Linked DNA regions of Mus musculus: all the other regions are linked to region 2. The links are chromatin loops, found by intact Hi-C in ENCODE. Cell type or tissue: left cerebral cortex. All regions are shown on one strand. Region 1 overlaps Npffr1 (neuropeptide FF receptor 1). Region 2 overlaps Ppa1 (pyrophosphatase (inorganic) 1). Region 3 overlaps Pald1 (phosphatase domain containing, paladin 1).

Region 1 (2,500 bases), 52 kb before region 2:
AGCCTGCAACATCCAGCCTGCTGGAAACCCCACAGAGGAGCCCTGTCATCCTCAGGATAGACAAGTTGCCGGGCTTGGGAGGTGGGGAAGAGACAGGGGAGTGGCAGTGAGTGAGGTGGGAGGGAGTGGGTTTTCTTTATTTAAACGTGCACTTGTGTGTGTGTGTGTGTGTGTGTGTGTGTGTGTGTGATGTATATGTGTGTGGAGACGTGATTAGGATATGAGTGAAGATCAGAGGGCAGTCTGTGTGTGGGAGTGGGGTCTCTCCTCCTACCACGTAGGTCCCAGGGATCAAACTCGGGTCATCAGGCTTGGTAGAAGGCATCTTACCTGCTGAGCCATCTCGATGACCTGGTTTGGCTTGGCGGAAAGGTCTCATGTAGTTCAGGTTGGCCTCAAACTCAGTATGTCACCAAGAATGACCTTAAACCTCTCATCCTTCTGCCTCTGGAGTTCTAGGGGTATGGGTGTACCCTAGCCCTTGGCTTGCATGGTGCTGGGGTTGGAGCCTGTGGCTTTGTGGATGTTAAGTCAAGCTCCTATCAGCTGAGCCCCATCTCTAGCTCCTGGACTGTGAGTTAAAAAAAAAAAAAGTAGAAGACTATTTAAAAAAAAAAAGATGCAAAACTATTTTTCAGTGAAAAGGAATGTCGGCTGACACTCGCTTCAGAGCAACTGAGGAGGAAAGTCAATGGATGCTGCAGGTGGACAGACTTCCCGTGGGAGTCCTTTTTACCATTCCATTTCTCATGGTTCATTAAACTTTATACTTCTGCATGTGTTCGCCAAAATAATCTCTCTTGTACGTGCCCGGATATATATATATATTATTCTATTAAAGGTGTTTGAATGCTGTTGGAGCTCTTGAAAGGCCTGTGTGTGGGGGAGTACCATCATCTCTCAGCTCCTTCTCTATCAGTAGACCCCTCATCCCGCCACACCCTCCTACAGCCCCCACTGGCTCCTGCAGCCCCTAATGCCGCTAGTGCAGTAGCCTGCTGCCCCAGGTGTCTGTCTCCAGCCCTCCTGTGTGTGCACTGCGCCTCGCTCGCTCATAGCCAGTGGCTGAGCGCTGGGCTCCACAGAAAGACTCCCCAGGGCCACTTCATCCTCCAGAATGGGCCCCATCCAGCCCCAGAGGAAGACATGAGGGGAACTTTTAAGACAACACCATGACTCACCACCGCTAATGACTTCCCAGAAGAGTTATGATTGGACACTGGACTGCTCCCTCCGAAAGAAGACTAGGGAAACACACACTCAGCCTGCTGCTAATGAGAAACATGTGGACAGGGCACTTCCATAGATACTGCAGGGCAGGTAAACCCAGATTGGTATTCCTGCCAGCAGGGGGTGCAAAGAGAAAGAATAGGTTGCTATGGTTGCTTGGGAGTTCTAGAAGCATGGGCTAGAGTGTCTTGCTTTGTTTTTCTTTCCTTTCCTTTTCTTTTCTTTTCTTTCTTTCTTTCTCTCTTTCTGTCTTTAAAACTTATTTATTTAATGTATGTGAGTACACTGTAGCTGTACCCTTCATGTGGTTGTTGGGAATTGAATTTTAGGACCTCTGCTCACTCCAGTCAGCCCTGCTCGCTCAGGACCAAAGATTTATTTATTATTATACATAAGTACACTGTAGCTGACTTCAGACACACCAGGAGAGGGCGTCAGATCTCATTATGGGTGGTTGTGAGCCACCATGTGGTTGCTGGGACTTGAACTCAGGACCTCTGGGAGAGCAGTCAGTGCTCTTACCCGCTGAGCCATCTCGCCAGCCCCTTGCTTCATTTTTCTATTGCTATAACAAATATCCAAGATTGAGTAGTTTATAAGAAGTCCAAAAGCATGGCCCTTCTGTTCAGGGCCTGTTTCCTGCATTCTAACATGGTGAGGGCATCGTGTGGCCAACTAGAACAAGCACGTGGCCTGGAGAGAGGCCTCGGCCATCGAGTGCACTTGCTCTTTGTGGTGATGGAAGTGGTTCCATTAGGAGGCATGGCCTTGTTGGAGGAAGTGTGTCACTGTGTAGGAGGGCTTTGAGGGTTCCTAGTGCTCAAGTGCTACCCAGTGCAGAACACTCAGTCACTCCTGGTTGTCCTATGATCAAGATCTAGAACTCTCAGCTTCTTCTGCAGCACTGTGTCTGTCTGCATGCTGCCAGGCTTCTTGCTATGATGATAATGGACTGAACCTCTGAAACTGTAAGCCAGCCCCAATTAAATGTTTGCCTTTGTTAGAGTAGCCTTGGTCATGGTGCCTGTTCACAGCAATAGAAACCTTAACTAAGACACAGTTCTTGAAGAGGATGGAGTTCCTAGCACCCATGGCCAGCAACTCACCATAACTCTTGTTCCAGGGAATCTGGTGCCCTCTTCTGGCCTTTAAGTGTATACACACACACCACACACACACACACACCACACACACACACACACACACACACACATACACACCACACACACACACACACACCACAGAGAGAGAGAAGCACAATAGCTCAGGA
Region 2 (2,500 bases):
GCCACAGCTACATAGTGAGAGCTTGTCTCTGAAAAACACAGCCAGAATTAAAGGTGCCTGCCAGACACTTGGTGACCTGAGTCCTAAAGTCCCATGGCAGAAGGTGAGAGCTCACACCTACAGGTTGTCCTCTGACCTTAATGGGACATATGCCCACACACACTAACACATGCAAAAAAAAAGACAATTTTAAAATGGAAGTTAACACCAAAAGGCTTGATTTCTACCCAGATATCACATACACCTCCGAACTCAGCATTCCAGAGGCTGGAGCAATACTGAGAGCCGAAAGTTTACCTTTAGCAAGACTCTTGTCACCAAAGACTCTCACACCAAATGGTGGTGCAGACACAGTGGTCTCCCTCTGTTCCTCGGAGACACAAATCACACTCAACCTGGACAGTTGTTTGGAAGAAAAGAGCCCTTACTGTCTTTCTGCCCGTGTGCATTCTTACTGCCTTGTACATGGAGGCTTGGTTCTCCTGAGGTCAGAAGCTTTGGGTCAGGATCACGGCGAGCTTTCTTCTTACACAGCTGGAACCTTGTTTTCCTGTCTATCGCAAGCACATAGTAAGGCGTTGCTTAGTTTTTGGATGGTGAGTCATCAGGCTTTGGTGGGGGTGCCGGGGTTAACCCTAGCACTCAGAGGCGGAGGACAGCAGATGTCTGAGTTCAAAGATTGCCTGGGGCTGGCTGCACAGAAAAACCCTATCTTAAAAAATCAGGAACAAAAGAGACTTGTAACTGTTATTAGTAAAGGACATACATTTGATCATGCGACACTTAACACATATCCAATTTAGTTTTTCCTGTGGGTAATGGTTTGTTCCCTATTCATCATTAGGTGATATTAAGTGGCATCATTGTGAATCATAAGTTACTAGCATATAGGTCAGACTCATCTAGTTTGTTGGGTAATCACAGAGTCATTTGTCTGTCCCAATTACCGCACTTGAGTTGATTTGGTATTTGGCTTTGATGTGTGGTCCCTGTGGGGACACAGTGCTGAGCTCTTCTTCTCGGGGCGGACTCCTGCCTTCCTGGTATTGGAAGCAGTCTTGCTTTATCCCGTTCACTTTGATCTTTTTCCTCTAGCTGAAGAGGGAAGTAAATCCAAGTCATAAGTGTGTTCTGCTGAGGAATAAAGGAACCTAACAGCAGCTGCAATTTAAGCCCAACAGCCGGCCGCACACTTGATCAGTTCTTTGTGAGATGCTCTGCCGAGTCTCTGGCCTGCAATTTAGCAAAGAGAGAAAGGCAGTAATTTAAGCTTTTCAGCCTTGGCTCCCAGCCAGCAAGGCTGCGTTCACCATCAGAGGTTATCATTTCCATTCCGGGCTCTCTGGGTGGCAGAAATCTGTGATGAAGAGACTCCAGCTGATAGGACATAGATGGCGTAAGTACCCAGAGCAGCTCAGCAGACTCAGAGCCTTGCACATGCTAGACAAGTGCTCTCCTACTGAGTCACACACCACATCACACCCCCACCCTGCCCACCCTTAGCCCTTAGTGTTTGAGACACCAGGGTCTTTGTGTGTGGCTTAGTAAGACCTCTGTAGCCTGGAACTTGAGCTCCTGCCTCGGTTTCCACGTGCTGGGATTACAGGCACGCACCATCATATGACTTAAGTGTTCGAAGCAGGATCATTTTCTTGTTTTGGGTTTTGGGCTTTTGAGTCAGGACGGCACTGTGTAGCCATGGCTAGCCTAGAACTCATAGGGATCTGCCAGCGTCTGTCTCCTGGGATCAAAGGCACATATTGACACACCTAGTTTCATTCTCTGTTCTGAAGCTTACATTTAGCTTAGCATTATATGCATAATCGAAGCTCCAACATTTCATTATAATTCTTCTCTATAGTTAAAAGTTCTTAAATGGAAATTGTAAAGTTTGTTTGTTCGTTTGTTTTTTTCCTTGACAGTTTCTCTATGTAGTCCTGGCTATCATGGAACTCATTCTGTAGATCAGTTTGGCCTTGAACTCAGAAATCCGCCTGCCTCTGCCTCAGCTGTGCAGGATTCTAAGGCGTGCACCCCCACATCCAGCCTGTAAAAGTTTTAGAAGCAGCTGGTAGCTGGTTTGTATTTTTTCAGCAGATCTCGTGGGGGTTGCACTTGTTCAGCAGCGTGTGTGTGTGTGTATGTGTGTGTGTGTGTGTGTGTGTGTCAGAGTGCTGCACTCTAACCCTCGCTTTGTTTTAGACATGGGAAGACCCAGGACACAGTGACAAGCACACTGGCTGCTGTGGTGACAACGACCCAATCGATGTTTGTGAAATCGGAAGCAAGGTAATGAAGTTGAATTTTCCCTGTGACATTAAAATTAACGACTCATACCAGTTTCTGTTTTGAAAATTAATGTGAATGAACTGTGAGCACTGGTGAATAGTCAGGCCTCCTGAAGGCTTTGGGACGATCTGTGAAGGACTCAGCCAGGTTCTCCAGATGTGAGAAGTGGGCTCTTGTTCTAAAATTCAAGAGCTCAAGCTCGGCAGAATAA
Region 3 (2,500 bases), 320 kb before region 2:
CTCTGACGGTGCTAAGTGCATCCAGGGACACAAGATCATCTGCTTCCTGTAGGGAAGAGGACACCAAATTTGAAGCCCAGAGTCACCTGTCATATCCAGGGGTGGTGACCATATCCCACCCAGTCTCAGTGGGAAGTGTGGGGCTGGGGTGGGGAAGAAATGGTGTCCTATTGGGTACAGGGCATCCTACTGGGTAGAGGGCATACATGGCCAGACACCTGCAGCCTTATTGATGCCCTGGCAAGGATGTGATGGTGCAGAGCCCCCAGAGAGGCTCCAGCTCAGATGTCCTACAGTCCAGTCTGACTCTGTGTCAAAGCTCTGGGCTCTGAGACTGAGGAAAAGCGGGACAGCAGCCAGGGCATGGCACATTCTGCTCACATGAGAAACCCACCTCCCTCGCCATCCCCACCCCCGCCCCACCCCCGGGGCAAGACTTCCCTAGCTCTACAGGAATCTAGAACTCCATGGGGCCAAGGGCCAGCCAACCCACTCCACAGACACTCAGCTACTCACCAGGGAGCCCTTGGCGATGAGGTCCCCAGGGACCAAGGGCCCCACTGAATTCAGCTCCACCAGCAGACGGTACAGCTCAGGATGGGTACACAGCCATCGACTGAAACTGAGGGCAAAGGCCAGGGGGTACTGCAGCCCGAGGCCAAGAGAGACGGGGCATTGAGGAGTGTGGGCCCACCCCGAGCCCTCCCTGCCTAGCCACAGAAAGGGAGCCCGAAAGGTATCACTGTGACCCGGGGAGAACGAGTAGGAGAGAGTAAGGAACAGGATTTTTCTGCCCCGATGGAGATAGCGAGCCCAGGTCTGGGTTGGAAGCAGAGAGAGGAAATGGGGGTGGGGGCAGAAACACTCACACGGACCTGTTCTTGGCCCTCCCAACCCTTCTCAGGGGCAACACACACACAATCTCCCTACATTCCCCGTCCCATGGTGTCCCTGTGCCTGGGGTAGGAGGGCAGGCGCTCCCTCAGCCCCACCTGCTCATGCAGATAGTAGTTAAATAGGAGCAGATAGAAGTACAGCTCCAGGCTCCACAGCGCCCTCTGCTGGACAGCTTGCTGACTACCACATTCCTGAGGACAGGGAGAGGGAAGGGAGAAACCGGGTGTTAAACATGGGGCTGCCCCCCTAGATGTGTGTAGAAGAGTAGAAGAATCCCAGAAGGCACGCTCCCTAGCTCCGAGACAGTTCTGTCCGACTGGAAGTCCTTTCCTGTGTCTATCCCATTTGCCATGGCTCATGTGTAATATGGAACTCTATAGTGACCACACGACACTGGGCATGGGCGGCTCTAGTGCAGATGCAGCCTCTCTAGGGCAGTTTCCAGCCCTAGGACAGGGATGGGGTGAGGCGACAACAGGACAACTATCCCCTCATCATGTTTCATTTCCTTTGTGTTGAATCTTTACTTTGTTTGTTCAAACAGGGTTTCTCTGTATAGCCCTGGCTGTCCTGGAACTCACTCTGTAGACCAGGCTGACCTTGAACTCAGAGATCTGCCTGCCTCTGCCTCCTGAGTGCTGGGATTAAAGGTGTGTGCCAATACTACCTGGTTCCTTTCCCTTTCTTGAGAGAGGCCACCCTTTAATATCCAGGAACGAACATACATACACACACACATACACATACACACATACACACGAACACACACATATACACACATACATGCACACACAGATATACATACACACACACACACACACACACACACACACAGAGGAAATTCCAGGGGACTATTACTATCCCTAGACAGCATATGATAGGATTCCCTCTCCCAACCACAGCCCCGCTTCTTCAACAAGTAGGCTGTCAGAAAGAGCCCATGCCACCACCCCCCCCAGAACCCTCAAGTGTTACAGTTCTTCAGCTAGATCAGTAACCTAGATGGCCTATGGAAAAGCTGGACCCCACCCCCACCCCTGGGACTCTGCTAGGTGGGGGGTGGGGGGGTGACACAGTCTCAGTCACACCCCTCTGCATTACCATGGCAACGTGACAGCTTTGCCAACAACATGTGAGCCAACCACAAGACAATGCCAGAGAAACAAAGATCGAGCATGAGCCCTGGGCCCTGTTCTGATGGCCTCCAACCGCTGGTCTAGACTAGAGGATAACCCTGGGCCTTGATGATCCCGCTGCAGATGCAAGAGAGGTTGAAGTGTCTCCAGACAAAAGCAATTACAGTATGGGGCTCTGAAGCAGCTCATGTGTCAGCAACTGGGGCCTGTCCAGTAACAGCAGCAGGTGACACTCAGCCCTCTTCTAAATGTTCCACACCGCTTTCCTCACTTGACCCCCAACAGCCCTACTGCGACTTATCTTCGAGTGGCCCACTTCACAAAAAGGGCAACGAAGGCCATCTACACAGCAGATGCCCAAGCCCTCATCCCTGTAAGGGACACTACCAGGATGGTAACCAAGGCAGCTGGGTCGGGAGCCCCCAACTCTGACTCACCAGGCCCATGCAGGGTGACCTGGTCACAAC

What was found. Peaks named below come from ENCODE experiments on the same cell type or tissue, not always from the same donor. Only the 100,000 strongest peaks of a DNase experiment are listed, where the experiment ranks them.
Region 1: it touches region 2 in a loop (5-fold over the local background); 31 of 42 quality-filtered maps call a loop at or near these places.
Region 3: a loop joins it to region 2, with 6 times the contacts of the local background. A loop is called at or near these places in 15 of 42 quality-filtered maps.

What each region holds. Positions count from the first base shown.
Region 1 is chr10:61,609,771-61,612,270 of GRCm38, forward strand. The region is part of intron 1 of Npffr1 (neuropeptide FF receptor 1); the gene reads left to right. Among named protein-coding and RNA genes, the nearest start is that of Npffr1, 16 kb to the left of the region's middle. In left cerebral cortex, a CTCF peak has its summit at 1,333 (motif pointing right); a DNase peak (open chromatin) is centred at 1,353.
Region 2 is chr10:61,661,488-61,663,987 of GRCm38, forward strand. Ppa1 (pyrophosphatase (inorganic) 1) reads left to right here. Exons shown (of 11, transcript NM_026438.4): 5 at 2,203-2,289. Among named protein-coding and RNA genes, the nearest start is that of Ppa1, 14 kb to the left of the region's middle. In left cerebral cortex, no CTCF peak of the experiment used is centred here; a DNase peak (open chromatin) is centred at 1,265.
Region 3 is chr10:61,343,112-61,345,611 of GRCm38, forward strand. Pald1 (phosphatase domain containing, paladin 1) reads right to left here. Exons shown (of 20, transcript NM_013753.2): 11 at 993-1,088; 12 at 517-645; 13 at 1-46. Among named protein-coding and RNA genes, the nearest start is that of Pald1, 39 kb to the right of the region's middle. In left cerebral cortex, a CTCF peak has its summit at 1,063 (motif pointing left); a DNase peak (open chromatin) is centred at 1,056.